Linked DNA regions of Homo sapiens: region 2 is linked to region 1. A link is a loop called in an ENCODE intact Hi-C map of the cell type or tissue named here. Cell type or tissue: ascending aorta. All regions are shown on one strand. Links, peaks and the distances in the headings refer to the core of each region. The heading gives the core; the rest is flanking DNA. Region 1 holds the start of BOLA3 (bolA family member 3). Region 2 overlaps SLC4A5 (solute carrier family 4 member 5).

The links. Hi-C counts contacts between places; a loop is a spot of excess contacts. Peaks named below come from ENCODE experiments on the same cell type or tissue, not always from the same donor. Only the 100,000 strongest peaks of a DNase experiment are listed, where the experiment ranks them.
Region 2: it touches region 1 in a loop (5-fold over the local background); 8 of 110 quality-filtered maps call a loop at or near these places.

The regions. Positions count from the first base shown.
Region 1 is chr2:74,141,608-74,153,828 of GRCh38, forward strand. It overlaps BOLA3 (bolA family member 3), which reads right to left and starts at 6,305. Exons shown (of 4, transcript NM_212552.3): 1 at 6,214-6,305; 2 at 3,582-3,696; 3 at 665-753. The coding sequence starts at 6,267. It overlaps BOLA3-DT (BOLA3 divergent transcript), which reads left to right and starts at 6,374. Exons shown (of 3, transcript NR_045636.1): 1 at 6,374-6,616; 2 at 6,743-6,871; 3 at 7,091-10,782. MOB1A (MOB kinase activator 1A) reads right to left here. Exons shown (of 6, transcript NM_018221.5): 6 at 10,921-12,221. RefSeq lists a silencer at 6,046-6,525 and an enhancer at 6,059-6,718. In ascending aorta, for the core only: a CTCF peak has its summit at 6,380 (motif pointing left); a DNase peak (open chromatin) is centred at 6,394; H3K4me3 peaks cover 2,380 bases; H3K27ac peaks cover 1,275 bases.
Region 2 is chr2:74,258,713-74,263,712 of GRCh38, forward strand. It overlaps SLC4A5 (solute carrier family 4 member 5), which reads right to left. Exons shown (of 31, transcript NM_133478.3): 11 at 3,425-3,520; 12 at 876-931. Among named protein-coding and RNA genes, the nearest start is that of MTHFD2, 63 kb to the left of the region's middle. In ascending aorta, for the core only: a CTCF peak has its summit at 3,015 (motif pointing left); a DNase peak (open chromatin) is centred at 2,979.

The DNA.
Region 1 (12,221 bases), core at 3,859-8,858:
ATGAGAGGCCACCGAAGAGACGCTCATTACCAGTGCTGTGCTTTACAAAAATAACACTAGTTCACAATGGCAAGACCTTCCAGAACGATGCCAAACACACCCAGTGAGGGGGCAAATTCATAGGTACAGGTACAAGGGTCAAAGTTGGTATAAATTCCAAATTAAAATAAATATGGATAATATTTAAACTGAGCCTTAGGCTGGTTGAACGTGATGTTCCAGAACCCAAATGTTCTGTCATTGGGTCTGGGGCAGCTGCAGCCATTCTCACTCATGCCATGCATCAACTGACTCATCTGTAAAGCAGTCCCAAAGAGAGGCCAAAAAACCCCTCTTCAGATCTACAAAAACATGTATCTTTTAGCAGTGTCTGTGTTTAGATATACTCATCAATATGTGACAATAACAGTAAACATAGGTAGCATTATACGAGGACATACAAAATCACTATTGGGAGGCCTGTCTTCAATTTTGAATAAAATTCCTATTTGCCACAATGCAGATACTCCCAGATTCGATTTTTCTCAGGTCTTGAGTCCTGTTTCGTGATTGCAGTACTGCATTATTCTCTCCTGCAACTGACGGCAAAAACCACCATCCCTGCTTGGCAGGCCCCTTTGGAGGCTGAAGGCCAGTGGCAAGGGGCACTGTTGCCTCTACTGACCTGATTAACCATCTGGTGCTGCTGGACAGTTCTCTTCTCCTTAAATTCTTCTGATTCAATTTTAATTTCATACATCGCCCCACAACCTCCTAAAATAAACATGATTCAAAAGCATTTCAATTATTAAGTCATGGCAGCCATGGTCCCATATATCCTTGAAGTACTGTACAATCCAAAGGTCTGAATATTATCATTCAGCACAAAGGAAAGTTGCTAAGACCATTAGGAAAAGATCATGGCTTCCAATCTGACCACATGCTCCTCCTGACAGGCTGCCACAATCCAAAATGTGCTCTTCCTTTTGCGAGGCAGCTGCACCACCCAGGGTTACCACTTGTGGGCAGGAAAGATAAGGCACAAAGCATGGACAACCTAGGGAGTGTAGAGTGTTTCCTTTCACTAGGCCAATAAACGCCACGGAAGAGGATGAGAAGGACGGAATTTCAGCGTTCCAGCTTCCAAAGGACCAACAATCAGTGTTTTTGAAGTGCAAAAATACACTACAATTTGGTTTGAAAACTGTGTAATACTGTCCAAAGAAAGGAAAGAACCAGGGGAGCATGAGAGCCAGGGACACAGCAAACATGCTATGCATGGAGCTGCTCGGGGCTGTCTCTGGCACTGCTGGGTCCACAGCACAGCATCCAGGATTTCATCCTGGCTTTTGGGGGGAGAACTTTTTGGTGAAGCCCTCGAGGCAGAGCTTGGTGGGCCATCCACCCCCTGCCTGAGCTTTCCTCCACCTGGCTGGAGAGCTGGTGCTGATGACTGATGATAAACACACAGCTCTAGCATGAAATAACATGGGCAAGAATATGTCCCCTGCATGATTTACAGAGCCAGGCCATTGTGTGAGAGGTGCAACGTACTCAACAGGCTTTGCTCTGCTTCTTTTTTTTTTTGAGATGGAGTCTCGCTCTGTCGCCCAGGCTGGAGTGCAGTGGCACGATCTGGGCTCACTGCAAGCTCCGCCTCCCAGGTTCACACCATTCTCCTGCCTCAGCCTCCTGAGTAGCTGGGACTATAGGCACACACCATCATGCCCAGCTAATTTTTTTTTTGTATTTTTAGTAGAGACGGGGTTTCACCGTGTTAGCCAGGATGGTCTCGATCTCCTGACCTCGTGATCCACCCGCCTCGGCCTCCCAAAGTGCTGGGATTACAGGCGTGAGCCACCGCGCCTGGCCTGTTCTGTTTTTCTTATAATGTGCTCTAGGAGTCCAAGTTTTGGTTAAACCCAGGTTCTCAGCCTCAACTCCCCTTCTGCACTCTGTCCAGGACTGCGCAGAGCCACAGCTGAGTCAAGCTCTAACTCTGCCCTGGGCCTGGGGCAAGTTCAGGACCTGGTAACATCAAGGCCTCAGCATTGCCCCAAGACTCCTGCAGAGCCCTCACCTGATGTACCATTCCAGCAGATTTTTTTTTTCTTTTTGAGACAGAGTTTCGCTCTTGTCGCCCAGGCTGGAGTGCAGTGGTGCAATCTCAGCTCACTGCAACCTCTGCCTCCCAGGTTCAAGCGATTCTCCTGCCTCAGCCTCCTGAGTAGCTGGGATTACAGGTGCCTGCTACCATGCCTGGCTAATTTTTTTTTTTTTTTTGTATTTCTGGTTGAGATGGGGTTTCACCATGTTGGCCAGGCTGGTCTCGAACTCCTGACCTCAGGTGATCCACCTGCCTCAGCCTCCCAAAGTGCTGGGATTACAGACATGAGCCACCGCGCCTGGCCCCAGCAGATTTTTTTTTTTTTTTTTTGAGACACAGTCTCGCTCTGTCACCCAGGCTGGAGTGCAGTGGCATGATCTTGGCTCACTGCAGCCTCCGCCTCCCGGGTTCAAGCAAGTCTCCTGCCTCAGACTCTTGAGTAGCTGGGACTACAGGCGTGTGCCACCACGCCCAGTTAATTTTTGTATTTTTAGTAGAGACGGGGGGGTTTCACCATGTTGGCCAGGCTGGTCTTGAACTCCTGACCTCGTGATCCACCTGCCTCAGCCTCTCAAAGTGCTGGGATTACAGGCATGAGCCACTGCTCCAAAACCCCAGCAGATCTTTAGATTGATTTATTTCCTGTGGTTTCCAGAATAAAATCTACTTTCTAAACTTTCTCCTCAATCCTTGGAAATGTTATGTTCTCAGTAAAGTCAGTGAGCCCTCATGGCAATGCTGAGTGGCAAAGGCTGCCTCTGGGTATGGAGAGATTCAGACTGATGCCTATCCAGCGGCCCACGCCACGGGCCGTTCTGTGTGTACGTGTGTGTGTGTGTGTGGATAAAGGGCCTATCTTCCCCATCCTGTGGATGCAGAAGTTGCTTCTCCAGCCTGCTCCTAACACACTGCCAGCCTGAACTTCTAGGTGCCAGTGGCCACCTGAGAAGGACAGCGCTTGGCTGGGGCTGGTAACTGGGCTTAGGACAGAGTCTCCCCTGAGTCCCGGTTCTGGTTCCAGTTCCACTGTCTCTTCCCTATGAGGAGCTAGGCAATTCCTTTGGCCTCTCTGGGCTCATTTCCTCTTAGGGAAAGTAAAGCAGCTGAAGAAAATCTTTCTGGGGTCCACTCCAGCTCTGATATCCTAGGGTGTCAGAAGAATGGGGGAAAATTAGAGCAAAACCTATTCAAAGTCAAATGACAGACTGTGGACCTCAGCTCTAGGGTGACTGAGAGGGACCTTGTCTGAGCTGAGCCAGGCTGGCAACCTTGAGTCCTCCCAGCTGCGCCTTGTCCTCAGTTTCCCTCTGATATTTCTGAATCCTGACTGCCATCCCATGAGGTGGGGGCAGCCGAGCTCCACCTGTCCAGCAGCAACACATCTTGAGAAGCCACTCACCAGCAGCAAGCCCCCTCCTCCAAGCCCCTGACCCTCTGTCCTTCCAAAGGGCAAAATCTTATCCAAGCGCCGTAGGAAGAGTGAGAGAAACCTTACCTGAAATGTCAGTGACTTTTATAGCTGTAGCTCGTGGAAACTTTTCTTTGAGAATTTGGGTCACTCTGAGCTCCCCCTCAGTCTGAGTGGCAAACATCCGATGGTGAAGTGGAAGCTGCCACAGAACAGAGAGGAAGGTCAGGGCAGAGGAAGATGCTGTTGCCCCTGAGCTGGGCCACTGTGCAGGCCCGCCTGCCATTCCCCCTGCAAGGCAGGCCCCTGAGCCCTCGCCAGCACAGCCATGGGTTATGTCAGAGGGGCTCTGTGGTATCAGGAGTCCATGTAAGTGCCCCAAAACACAGAATAAACTTTTATTGGCGGGGACAGGATGATTGTTAATAACTCAATTTGACTCCAGAGACAAGAGGCCCCAAACCTAATTCAAGAGATGTTTGCTTCCATATAATGTTGTGACACTATTATGCCGATAGTTTTATAGGTAAGGAAACTGAGGCACACAGTAATGTGCCCAAGGTTGAATTCGGTAAGATACAGAGCCAGAAAAGCTGGATAGCCTGCCTCAGATCCATACCACTAGGCCATCCACTGCCCTGGATGGTGGGGCCAAATTCCACACTCCCTCGCCTTTAGGCCTGATTAACATGTCTCGCCCTCCCCAGTGGGATGTGACCTCACAGCCCACTGCTCAATTAGCCAGCTATCCTTCATCATGCACTCCTTCTCACTGGGAGCAAAGTCAGAATTCTATGAAAGAACCTGAAGAAGGAGTATCTGTAGGTTGTTTACCATTGGCAACAACACCCCTTCCCCAATGGCTACCATGGGGGAACCTGTGTTTGTGTTTCCTTTTTTTTTTTTTTTGAGACAGAGTTTTGCTCTGTTACCCAGGCTGGAGTGCAGTGGCACAATCTCAGCTCACTGCAACTTCCACCTCCCGGGTTCAAGCGATTCTCCTGCCCCAGCCTCCTGAGTAGCTGGGATTCCAGGCACCCACCACCACGCTCGGCAAATTTTTGTATTTTTAGTAGAGATGAGGTTTCACCATGTTGGCCAGGCTGGTCTCAAACCCCTGACCTCAGGTGATCCACCCACCTCAACCTCCCAAAATTCTAGGATTACAGGCATGAGCCACCACGCCCGGCCAGGGGAGCCCATGTTTCTGATGGAACACGTCTCAACAGTTAGTAGTGAAGGAGCAGAAAAGCAGGTCGGCAGTCACTTGGCTGGGCTGAGTGCATGCTGAAAAGGCAGACTGGGAATGGAGTGTGGCAGGCCTTGAATGCCAGGCTAAAGATTGTGGACTGTATGGGACAGGAGATGGGACTCCAGGTGATAGAACCCAGGCTCATGGGACCAAAGTAACCTGCAGGAAACAGTGCCTTCTGGAGCGAGTCAGGAGAGATGCCCAAGTAAGAGGCATTACAATGATGGAAGCACCGGGCACTGGTCCCTGACTAGACGTGGATGACAGGTTGGAGGACACTAGGGCCGTTCATGGGTGCTGGTGCTGAAGGTCCCACCCCTCTACCCCTCAGTCCTTCCTGATAGCTCAGAGCAGGGTCCTGTGTCACAGAATCTCAGAGCACCTCCTTTAAAATGAGCTGTGCACTGGCTCTCTCACCACTGGTCTTATAGGCCAGGAATGAGTCCGGCAGCATCCCAGAGCTGACCCCAGGGCAGGCCCTCAGAGGCACTTGGTGCTGGATGAATGAATGAGCAGGGGAAGAACTAGTCAATTAGGGACAGAAATGCAAGACAGGAGAAAGGTCCAGAGTGTGATTGTCTGCCTGCTGTGTGGAGGGACAGAAACTCGATGTTGAGAGGCTGGACAGGATTGCCAGGAGTGAGGGTGGGGTGGAGCTGCTTCTGGGGGCAGAATCTTGAGGGTAAAGGCAGAGAGTAACCAGATGGCAGACAGAATCGGCAGCTACTAAGGGGTGAGAGAGGTGAGCGTTGCAGAATCCTTGGGAGAAGCCTTTCATCTTAGCGGATCTGTGGGCAGCGGCCTTTAGTGGAACAATCAACTGACATCCCCAGATGATCACTGTCCACGCTGAAAGTCACCGCAGTGGAAGAACTTCTCTTCATGCACAGGGCAGGCAGGTTCAGAACCAGGGGAGAAGGAAAATGAAAGTTAAGAGAAAGAATGGTATGAGCTGAAGCAAAGGATGGTTCAGAAAGGGGGAGAGATTAGGAGAGCGCGTGGGAAGTGCCCCCTGCTTGGGTTCTGCTCCGGTAGTGTGGGATTTGGAGGAGGATCAAGGTCAGAGGCCCAGTCGACCTTCCCAAGGCCCCGGCCCCGCTGCAGTCCCTCGCACCCACGCCTTGACTCTGGGCTATGACTCCTGTCTTCTGCTCGGTAAACCAATCCTTTTTTTTTCCTGTGCCCGCAGTATTATGACTGTTCATGTGTCTGTCCGCCTGACCTCCAACCTCCACCCAGCTCGGGAGCTCCCCTAGAGCGCGCCAGAGCTTGAAATTTCGAATGCCGTTGTCGCTGAGTGAATGAATGAATGAAAGAATGAATGAGAGAAAGGAAGAGGAGCCCCCCATTGCCAGTGCCGCGCGCGCCCTCCGGGAGCCAGTCCTCAAGCCCCGACAGCCGCCGGCCCCGCGGTCCCTCCGCAGCTCCCGTCCCGGGGAGAGCAGCCCCGACCCTGCCCACGCTCACCCCGCGGATCCCGCGGAGGAGAGGCGCTGCCGCGGCCGGGCTCCATGCAGCCATGCCCGGCCGACGTGACCCGCCGCCCGAGGTCACTGTATGCCCGAAAGACGCGGAGCGGGGGACCGAGAGCCGCCGCCGTGGGAGAGGCCGCCCCCTGCCGCCCGGAGGCCGTCAGCCTCCCGGCCCCGCCCCGGAGGCCTCCGGTCGCCTGGCTCCGGCCCCACCCCGCCATCCCCTGGCCCTGGCTGACTCGCCACCCCCGACACTGCAGCGCCTGCCGACCTCGGGGCCCCGCCCTCTGCCTTCGCTCGCGCCGCTCTCCTTCAGTCTCCCCAGGGCCTGTTTCATGGATAGGGTCCCCTTGCCCGCGTGAAAGTCTCATTCCTCCTCAGCTCAGAAACACTCCAAGGTCTCGGCGCCCTATACTGGCCTTCCCTCATCCGAATACCCCTCGTGCTCCTGATGTACTTTTCCATTCCCACTCCCTACTCTGGCAGTCTAGCTTCTAAGCTGAGGAGTTTGGCCTTCGCTCCAGGTGCGGGGACTCGTGGAAGGATTTGATTCGCGCTTGAGAAAGATCGCTCCGCTCCTGTAAGGAAGAGAGCGTGTAGGGGCTGCAACCAGAGACACAGTCAGAAGCTCCGAGGCTACCGCGATGGTCCAGGTGAGAATGGAGGGGCCTAACTAAACCAGTGGCGGGAGGGATGGAAGAATGAACTGAGACACTTGGGAGGTGAATGGAATCGAGCGACTGCATGTGGAGGTGTGAGTGGGAAGGTATCTGAGATGACTCCAGTTTCTGGCTTGGACAATGACTTGGATGGAGGGTTAGGTGGGGGCTGAGCAGAGTCCACGAACAGTTCTTAATTTGCCTGAGTTTAAGGTGCCACAGGACACAGCCTAACAGAGGCCCAGGTTGGAGCCATGGACCATGGAGTCATGAGAATGGAAGGGAAGCTGACGCCATGTGGGATGGGGTAGAACTGTCCGCAAATTCGTCCCGCCTCTGGAGTCTTCAGACCAGTCAAGGCCGAAATTCAACCAAGCCTCTCCTCTCTCTAGCTGTTATTTGTTTGCAGCACGCGGTCTGGTGGCACCCTGCAGGATTTACCAGCTTTTTGCCAACATTCTGGCCTATGCAATCAATACGTCCCTTCAGCGTTGCACTTGGATGGATTGGACCTATAGTTGTTATATATGGATATTGTCTAATTTATTTATTACAGTATTAACTGACTCCTATGTTCTGGCCTTCAGAATTTCTCCTTTGGATCAATTACTAGCCTGTCTTACATTTTCTGCTTCATTCTTTTAAAATGTTTAGAGATGATTTGCTAAGTTTTCTTCATTGCTGTCAATGATGCAATTTAAACTGTCAAAAAAATTTTTTCTCAAGCAGGGTAGTAATGGTGAACCATTCCCTTGCTATTCAGACAGCATGGTTTAGATGAGGCGCACCTATCCCCAGCTTTAGGAATGGAAACAGGACCCAAGTCTGGCTAATCAGAGACTGGTTTAGGGTCGGCCCCATGGTCTGAGCCAGACCAATGAGAATTGGTAGAGGGACTTCCTTTTGCAACTTCTATTTTAGAATCGGGGGTATATATGCAGGCTTGTTACAGAGGTATATTGCATGGTGCTGAGGTTTGGAGTATGAACGAATCCGTCCTTCAGGTAATGAGCATAGTACCCAATAGGTAGTTTCAACCCTTGCCCCCTTCCTCCTTCCCCAGTCTTGTATTCCCCAGTGTCTGTTGTTCCCAGACATTGATCTTTTTCCTCTATGTTGCTAAGCTGGTAGAAAGGCTGGAGTTGCTGGCAACCATCTTTGCAACCATGCAGGGAGAACTACTTTGGAAATGAAGCAAGATAAAGAAGAAAACAGATAAAAGGAGACAAATGTTTGACTTTGTACAGCTGGAAACCAGCAATGCTGGAAATGAGCACTGAAGGCAGTTTAATGGGTTTGTCACTTGTAACCAAGTGACCCATGGCAAGCTCACAGATTTGTATTGGCAGAATTCCTCCTTTTCTTTATTTAAAATGGTACTTTTGGCCAGGCAAGGTGGTTCACACCTGTAATCCAAAGACTTTGGGAGGCCGAGGCGCACTGATCACCCAAGGTCAGAAGTTCGAGAACAGCCTGGCCAACATTGGCGAAACCCCATCTCTACTAAAAATACAAACCATTAGCTGGCTGCGGTGGCCTTTCTACCAGCTTTTTGTCTCAAAAAAAAAAAAAAAAAAGGTACTTTTGCTTATCTCTAACCTTCCTCTTCCCCATAATTTAACAGTTGCCCATACTATCTGTTACTCTGAGCTACTCTCTGCCCCATTCTCCTCCTCTTATCTTCAGTTCCTCCTAGGCTGTCAGAGCCATCTGAAATGAAAACATTTAGGCCGGGCATAGTGGTTCATGCCTGTAATCCCAGCACTTTGGGAGGCTGAGGCAGGCGGATCAGCTGAGGTCAGGAGTTCAAGACCACCCTGGTCAACATGGTGAAACCCCATCTCTACTAAAAATACAAAAATTATCCAGACATGGTGGCACATGCCTCTACTCCCAGCTACTTGGGAGGCTGAGGCAGGAGAATCGCTTGAACCTAGGAGGCAGGGGTTGCAGTGAGCCGAGATTGAGCCACTGCACTCTAGCCTGGGCGACAGAGTGAGACTTTGTCTAAAAAACATAAATAAAATAAAATGAAATGAAAACATTTGCTACTTGAAATCCTTCAGATTCCCCATCGCCTACCTACAGGCAAAACTCTCAAGTTCTTTTGTATGATTTAACCACTATCTACCTGTCCAACTGAAATCTACCCTTCAGTAATATTATACTTGCACCTCCCTTCATAAGCTATGCTACAAGTTTGGTTATGCAGTTGCCCACCTTTTAAGGTTCAAGCCTTGTCTTCTCCAAAGAGCCACCTCTGACTGCCTCACAGTAAGCTTAGGGCCCGCAACTTACCTGTAACTTTTGTTGCACTTATGGCCTTTTACAACTATCAATTTATGTATGTGTCTGTTCTCACTGGTTTATAAGCTCCCTGAGGACAGAGCCTTGCTTGAGTCATCTGTCAGCAGCCCAATATGGGACAAAAAGTGCATGCATTGTAATTACTGAACAGAACTGATAGAGGCTCAGCAATTTGCGCTCCATAGGTCTAAGTTTGAACTTTTCTAGAAAAGGATTTGCAGGACGATCTGACGAATCTTGGGCTTCCAAATTAGTTCCAACAGTTCTAGTATTTTTTTTTTTTTTTGACAGAAGCAAATAAGTAAGTTTTACTTTGTGATTAAAACAAAAGTGAAATGCATTTAGTCCCAGGAAATGTCAATCCTTTCTGCATCTTACTTTTTTTTGCTGTGACCTCGAGATTCTCTTGTTCTCTTCAGTTGTATTGGTCCATGATCACTCATAGCTTTCATACACATATATACATCTGAAACTCAGAAAATTCATTAGGTAGGAACTCTTTGGATGCATCTCCTTTTTTAACCTCATTGGGATGATTTTTCGTTGCACCATCATTTTATAGAGCTTCCTAGCACTGCTGAGCATGCAGAATTTTTGCAAATGCAATCCAGAGAAACAGACTTGCTATATACTAGCTATTTGAACTTGTCTGAGCTTATGTGGCATGGTCTAAAGAATACTGAAATATTTCTGGCATACCTCTTAATTGCAGTCACTTTCTCCAGGTTGCTTTATGGATTAAATGAGATAACCTACTAAAGGACTCCAGTAAAAAGCTAAAAAGGTAGCTAGCTTTTGAGGTGTTGTGGCAGACTGGCATCTAGTGGCCAGCGATAAAGGTGCAGACTAGTGTCCACACCTAAGTGGGGACAGTGCAGGCTGTAATGTCCATACCTAGTGGGGACATCAATGGGGTATTTGTCAGAGAAGCTCCATGGCATAGTTTGGACATTGTTTCTGGCTGTGCAGGTTCAAACCCAGAGTCTGGCTCTCCCAAAGATTATCTGAGTTATTCTATTATTTTACAAAGTTTGAAATAGCCATTAGATACCCTTACAAACTTATCATTTTTGTGATTGATTTTAAGTCTACTGAAAATGTCAAAAGAAATCCAAAACTGATTGCTAGTAACTAGGCCAGGTGTGGTGGCTCACACCTGTAATCCCAGCACTTTGGGGCCGGGGCAGGCAGATTGCTTGAGCTCAGGAGTTCGAGACCAGCCTGGGCAACATGGCAAAACTCCATATTTACAAAAAATACAAAAAATTAGCCGGACATGATGGTGTGTGCCTGTTGTCCCCGCTACTAGAAGGCTCAGAAAGAAGGATCACTTGAGCCTGGGAGGCGGAGGTTGCAGTGAGCCAAGACTGTGCCACTGCACTCCAACCTGGGCAACAGAGACCCCAGCTCAAAAAAATAAAATTAGTGTTAACTTGTACTGTTTAGCCACATTCATTAAGTTTTTAATTTTAACTCTACTATCGCACAACCAGGAATGTACAAGAGATCTGGAGCCTGATTTGCATGGCAGGAAGGAGACCACGTATTTTTGTTTGGGATGGGTTTTAGCCACTATCAGAGACATAGTTTGTTTCTTAGGGGTTCGGTCCCAGTAGTATGATACTTAGTTCATTTAGGAACTTCCTTTTTTAACGGCTAAGAAAACATTTTAGCTACTAAATGATATGCAAAGATAACTTTCCAAATTTAAGCTGTACTCAAAAATCCACAGAATCTGCAAAACTCTCAAGTTTCTATATTTAAATAGAAATGTGTGTTGATATACATACTTTAATCAGTCATTTCTTGCTTTCAATATATTTTATTCTGACGAAGTTACAAAAGTAGATACAAAATACTTTTTTTAGAAGTACAGTTAACTGACTTAGAAAAATAGATAAAGCCCCTAAGGATTTTAAAACACAACATAAATTTTTATGTAAAGAACATTTAAAAATATTTTAGATGGTAACCAAAACTAACTTACACAAACTATTTTTGATGTAGAATAGAATGCTGTTCTATAATAAGAAGTCTGTAGCACACTGGTAATCCATTTGGATCTACAGAATACTTGTTTGGAACAGAATCTGATAATGAGAGAAAACTCAAATGAATGTCAGTGCAGTTGCTTCAAAAAAATTACTGCTACCACATGTACTATCATCCCCCAAGGCCTTTTACAGTCTGAAATATCAAAATTGAAAGCAAAAATAGGATGACCAAAGGACTACTATTTTACCTCTTTTCAGAACTCTACAATAGTAGAAACTAAATTCCCTTATGGATCTCAGGGGGAAATAATGTGCCTGTTGAAGGGGCTCAGTGTTTGGTGTCCAGGCTGGCATTTTTCAGGTGAGGGTTTCATACTGACAGGAGGCAGGCTCCTAAAACAAGGCGGTAGCACCAGCACCATGACTAGGGCTGCTTTAAAACAAATTTCTAGGACTTACGCTCTTTGGGCCTGATTTGTTAATGCTTATGAGGTAATGATATTATGTTTGAGAAGCTCTACTTCTAGTATACCTCAATGCTCAGAGAGAAAGCCAACAATACAATCAGGAAACCACAATATTGACAAAACTTAGTACTACCACCAAGATTGTTCCTCTTGCCTTGGCACTACTAAAAAACTTTACCTTTGTTACTAAAGTCATGGTGAATACAGATTTTGCATTTCTCATGTAAGCAGCTATATAAGCTAGGGTTCTACAAGCCTTAGATGAAAGGAAAAACTTTGCTGGAAGCCCTGTAAAAATCACTTTATTCACAATCTGAAGAATGAAAGACAAATTTGGCTGTCAATACAAAAACTGTAGTACAAGGAAGTTCAACTGTTTAAAAATCTGCACATCACTGTACAAGTGTTTTTTGAAGGCCTGAAAATTAAAGCACCATAGGATTAACTGCATAATTTAGCAAGCACTCTCTACCCCATGACTGTAATCATGTATGAAGAGCAGAGATCAGACACTGAGAGGAGATGGCTTCTGATTAGCAAGGGGGAAGGGAGTGAGTGTTATGGAACAGGCAAACC
Region 2 (5,000 bases), core at 1-5,000, 110 kb after region 1:
TCACAGAAAATGCCTGGCACAGTGTAGTGCATGTGGTGTGGAGCTTAAATATTGATTGATTTTGTTACTGTTGTTATTAATTTATTTGTGCCCGGGACACTGACATGAGGGGCTGACTTTGTTTTTGCCTTCCACCAAACTTAGGGGTGGCTGGAAGGCCTGGAGGTCACCCAAGCTCCTGAAGGCTCCTCGCCAAGTCTCAGGTTTCCTTTGTCATCTTTCTTCCTACTCCTGGGGAGATAGACAAGGGGACCATGGGGCCTCCTGTCCTTGAGGTATGCAGGAGTTGGAATTAAGGGGGCCTCCTCTGGGCTTCCCCAAGGGGCACAGTCACAGGATTCTGGGGCTGTGGGCCTTAGAACTGGACCCAATTTGTTTGCAGAATTCTGATCTCATCACGAGGGTTTCAGCCCAGTTCATGGGAGACCACAGGAAGAAGATGCACTATTGGACAGTCTAATTAACTACCACTGTTCTCGCCACAGGGAGATTCTTTTCTGTCTCTCTGCCAGCCCCAGTCCCTATCCCATCTTTAAAGGTGCTTGTGGATCACAGGATAGATGAAGCCATGTGTGCTGGTCTTCTCTCTCCAACAAATCCCAAGCTCAAGGACAGCTGGCGCCTCATTTAATCATGTTCTCTGTCCCACACCCCCAGGGCCTGACACAGAGCCAGCACCTGGGACTCCGTCATTCCCCGACTACTGGCCTTGGCAAAGTCCCCCAGGCAGCCCAGAGTCCCCACTGGGGATCTTCCTGGAACTCCCACTCCTTTGTAGGAGTGGAACTCTGCCCATAGGGGATCCCTGCTCCTGAAACCAAAGACTTTTTCCTGCCCTGGCCCTCCATTGCAGCTAAGTGCAGGGGTTTTACTACCTGGTCTGTGTTTGGGGTGAGAGAAATGTCATTCATGCTTCTGCTCTGGGCATGACCTAGGAGAAAAGGAAAAGAAGATCCATCAGGGGAAGCCAGGCTCTTGCAGGTCCCTTTCCTATGGGCCCTACTCATGTACCTCTCCCATGTTCATAACCAAAGCAAACTCCCTCCCCCTTAATCCTGCAGTCCCCTTAAACTAGCATCCTCTCACTTTCCTTCTGTTCAATGGCTGCTTTCCTGAAAGAGGTGTTAGACTCCAGTTTCCACTGTTTCCTTCTCCCTCCTCAATCTACCACACTCTAGTCTCTACTCCTCCACCCCAACGTCTTGGATGTCACCAGGCTGTCTACTCTGGGTGTGGCTCTGCACCAGGCCCGGATAGGAGGAGGGACACAGACGCATTATTAGGTGAGGTTCCATGTGTCACTTAGCTTGGAATTTGCTGGAGGGGGAGCAGTTTCACCTCTGTCCTCCATGACCGGTGAGAGTCTTCAAACATGGGCTGGGGATTTAGGCTGGCAGAGGGAAGGAAGGTGGGCTTCCCATGAGAACAGTGATAGCCAATTATTTGAACTGCCCAATAGTTCCTTCCTCTGTTAAGAGAGAGAAAGCCAGCTCTCCTCTCCCACTAGCCCAATCTGGTGGACACCCTCAGACCTATCGTGTCTCGGCTATTGGCCTGTGCCACTCCTGGTGTCCAGAATGCTGCTCCTCTTGGCTCTCCTCCTCTCATTTCTGTCCCAGGATCCTCTCCTGCTTGGACATCCCAGGGCCTTGTCTTTGCTCTCATCCCCTCCAGGTGCCTCAGCCTCTCCGCTGGTCAATCGCTCCCACTCCTGTTGTTTCCAACACCCATTTGGGCTGAGGATGCCCAGGATGGATCTTTAGTCTGACTCCTCTTCTGAGCTGCAGACTCCTTGGAGCAGTCCCCTCTGGCACCTCAAATGCAACTCTTTACCTGCCCCCAAATCACTTTCCTCATGGACACATTCCACTCAATGCCCCTCCCTCCCATCCACCAGCCCTTTAGACAGAAATCTAGGAGCAGCCTTGGGCCCTCCCTCTTCCTCACCTCCTACTTCCCACCAGTACTTCAATTCCACCTCTGTCCCTTCCTCTCCATTCTGGAATGCAGGCTCAGTCTCTGCCTTCCAATGTTGCCCCTTCTAGATTATTCCTACTCAGACAGAAATCCGATCACAGCATGCTCCTGCTTCAAGCTTCCCAGGGGTTCCCATTATCTTCAGAATAAAACCCGGGTTCTTTTGCTGGGTGCACAAGGCCCTCTTTGATTTGACTCTCTCTTCCCTTTAACTCCTGCACTTCCTGTGAACTGGACTAATGTTTTTATTTTCATAGCTCCAGCTCCTTCTCTTCCATCCCCCAACCTCCTATTTGTTTTGTTTGTTTAGAACCCCCTCTTCCTCCTCCTTGCTCCTGGAAAACTTCTATTTATGCTCCAAGACTCAGTCAGTGTCTCCTCCTCTCTGATCCTTCCCCTGTGCGCTGTGTTCTGCATGCTGGGCCACCTCATGGCGGGTGCCCACCTTGAATATGACCTGGTTCACACAAAGCTGCAATCATCCATTCGTGCCTCTTGTCCCAGTGGTTCCCACCCCTAAGCAGTGTCAGTAGGGAGGTGACCTCATATACAATGATAACTGAGTGGAAGGTCTTCCCGAAGCCACTCTGTACCCACTGAACACTGCCACTGGGCATCCCTATGTGGCATAACAAAGCTGGGGAGACTAAGAGGACTTGGGTCATCAGGACAGAGAGAGAAGACTGCAGCAAATGCCTGCTGTGCCCAAGGCCACAGGCAGGGGCTGCATTGCCCCCAAGTCACTCCTTGGGCCTGGACAGGGGTACAGCACTGGGCTGAACTTGTTAACATCTTGGCATTTTAGTAAAAGTACCTGAAGGAAAATAGTCCTTCACTGCTTTTTCTTTTTCACTTCACTTTCTAAGTTCGCTCCTTTCTTTTCCCCAGCTCGCCTGTCTGTGTATCCCTGACGAGGTGCATGTAAAACCTGTCTGTCACCTCTCACCTCAAACCCACACCCCGCCCCCTACCAGCCATTCCCAGAAAAAAGGGGCCGTGACTCTGCCCACATTTCTTCTCCATGGTGGCATGAGACTGCCACCCAGTGATGGGAATGCTGCCTGACTGAACTGAAGGAAAGGACCTTGCCTGTTTTTGATTCCATTTCCAGGAAAGCTTTTCACCAAAAAACAGGGTTAATGTCAGTTTGATGAAGATGAAGGTACAGACTAAGATAAAAACACCTAGAATATGGGAGTGGGTATTGATTACACCAGGATGTGACTGACAGCCTCATTTTTCAGAGGAATGACTTGAATATTATGGTAGTAAATGAGGCCCTGAGAGCAGCCTGGGTTTAGAGTGAAAGTTAGGCTCCTCCTGATGCATGCCCTGAGAATTCTTGGCAGATCCTGGGCTTTGTCTCCCCCACCTATGGCAATGTGGCCATGTCACAGCTGCCACAGCCTGAATAAAGCTGCCACAGAGCGGCAGAGCACACACTCACACAGACGTCCGTAATTTGCACTCTGCCGCATCCGCAGGTCTTCCGTGGAGTGGTGTAGACTCGGGCCAGCACCAGGGCTCCGGGCAGGACTGCGATCTGGGAGGAGAATCAGAAGGGACTTGGCTTCGACAGCCTTGCTGGTGTAGCGAAGCCTCTTGGGTTAGTTCACTTTAACTAAATAAAACTGGGTGGCAAGACATGTCTCTTCCCCTTCTGGGAAGAAATTCTTTTTTTTTTTTTTTTTTTAATTTAAGCAAGTCAATAGTCTGAACAAGATTACAGGCTGGGCACGATGGCTCACGCCTGTAATCCCAGCACTTTGGGAGGCTGAGGTGGGTGGATGACCTGAGGTCAGGAGTTTGAGACCAGCCTGGCCAACATGGTGAAACCCTGTATCTACTAAAATACAAAAAATAGCCAGGCATGGTGGTGGGCACCTGTAATCCCAGCTACTTGGGAGGCTGAGGCAGGAGAATCACTTGAATCCAGGAGGCAGAGTTTGCAGTGAGCTGAGATCGCGCCATTGCACTCCAGCCTGGGTGACAGAGTGAGACTCCGTCTCAAAAAAAAAAAAAAGAACAAGATTAGAGAGAATATCTGTACTGTTGAAAGTGAGAGAGATACACAGTGCATTAAATGGGCACAAGGTGTAGTAGACTGCTTGGGTTCATCCCTGATTCCACCACTTAATGGCTTTGTGACCTTAGGCAAGTTACTTAAACTCTCTGTGCCTCAGGCGTCTCATCTGTAAAATGGAGACAAGAACCGTACCTACACGCCACAGCATTTTTGTGAGGATGAAGTGAGTTAAAACAGGAAGAGCACTCAGAATAGTGCCCAGAATGTAGTTAAGTGCTGAGTATGTATCTGTTGCTATTATGGTATGTTAAACACTTCCCGTTGTTTTGGGAGCGATTTTTTGAGACAAGGACTTGCTCTGTTGCCCAGGCTGGAGTGCAATGGCACGATCTCTGCTCACTGCAACCTCCGTCTCCTGGGTTCAAGCGATCCTCCCATCTCAGCCTCCTGATTAGCTGGGACTACAGGTGTGTGCCACCACACTTGGCTAATTTTTTGTAAGGCGGGGTTTATGCCATGGGGTTTAAGCCATGAGGTTTATGTATTTCTTGTAGAGATGGGGTTTATGCCATGTCACCCAGGCTGGTCGCAAACTCCTGAGCTCAAGCAATCCACCCACCTTGGACTCTCAAAGTGCTGGGATTACAGGTGTGGGCCACCATGTCCGGCCCACTTCCCATTTTTAAGTAATTCATTTAAAGAGGTTCCTCAATGTTTTTAATGTAGCAACTTTGCTCTGGTTACTGTGTTTGTCTGACAGGCTCAGTAGGGCTAGTGTCCCTGGGCATCTAGGCTGGGATACTGATAGTGGAATGTTGGAGATTTGAGATGTGTACATGCAACAAGCCACTCTCTCTAAATGGCCCCAGGTCCTGCTAATCAGAGTGACATCAGCCACCAGATCTACAAGCCCTGGCACTCTTGAGATAAGCCCAGCCCCTTCTACCACCCTGATGTGTTCCATTTTCTGCTGAGGCTCTTGACCTCTCTAGGGGGT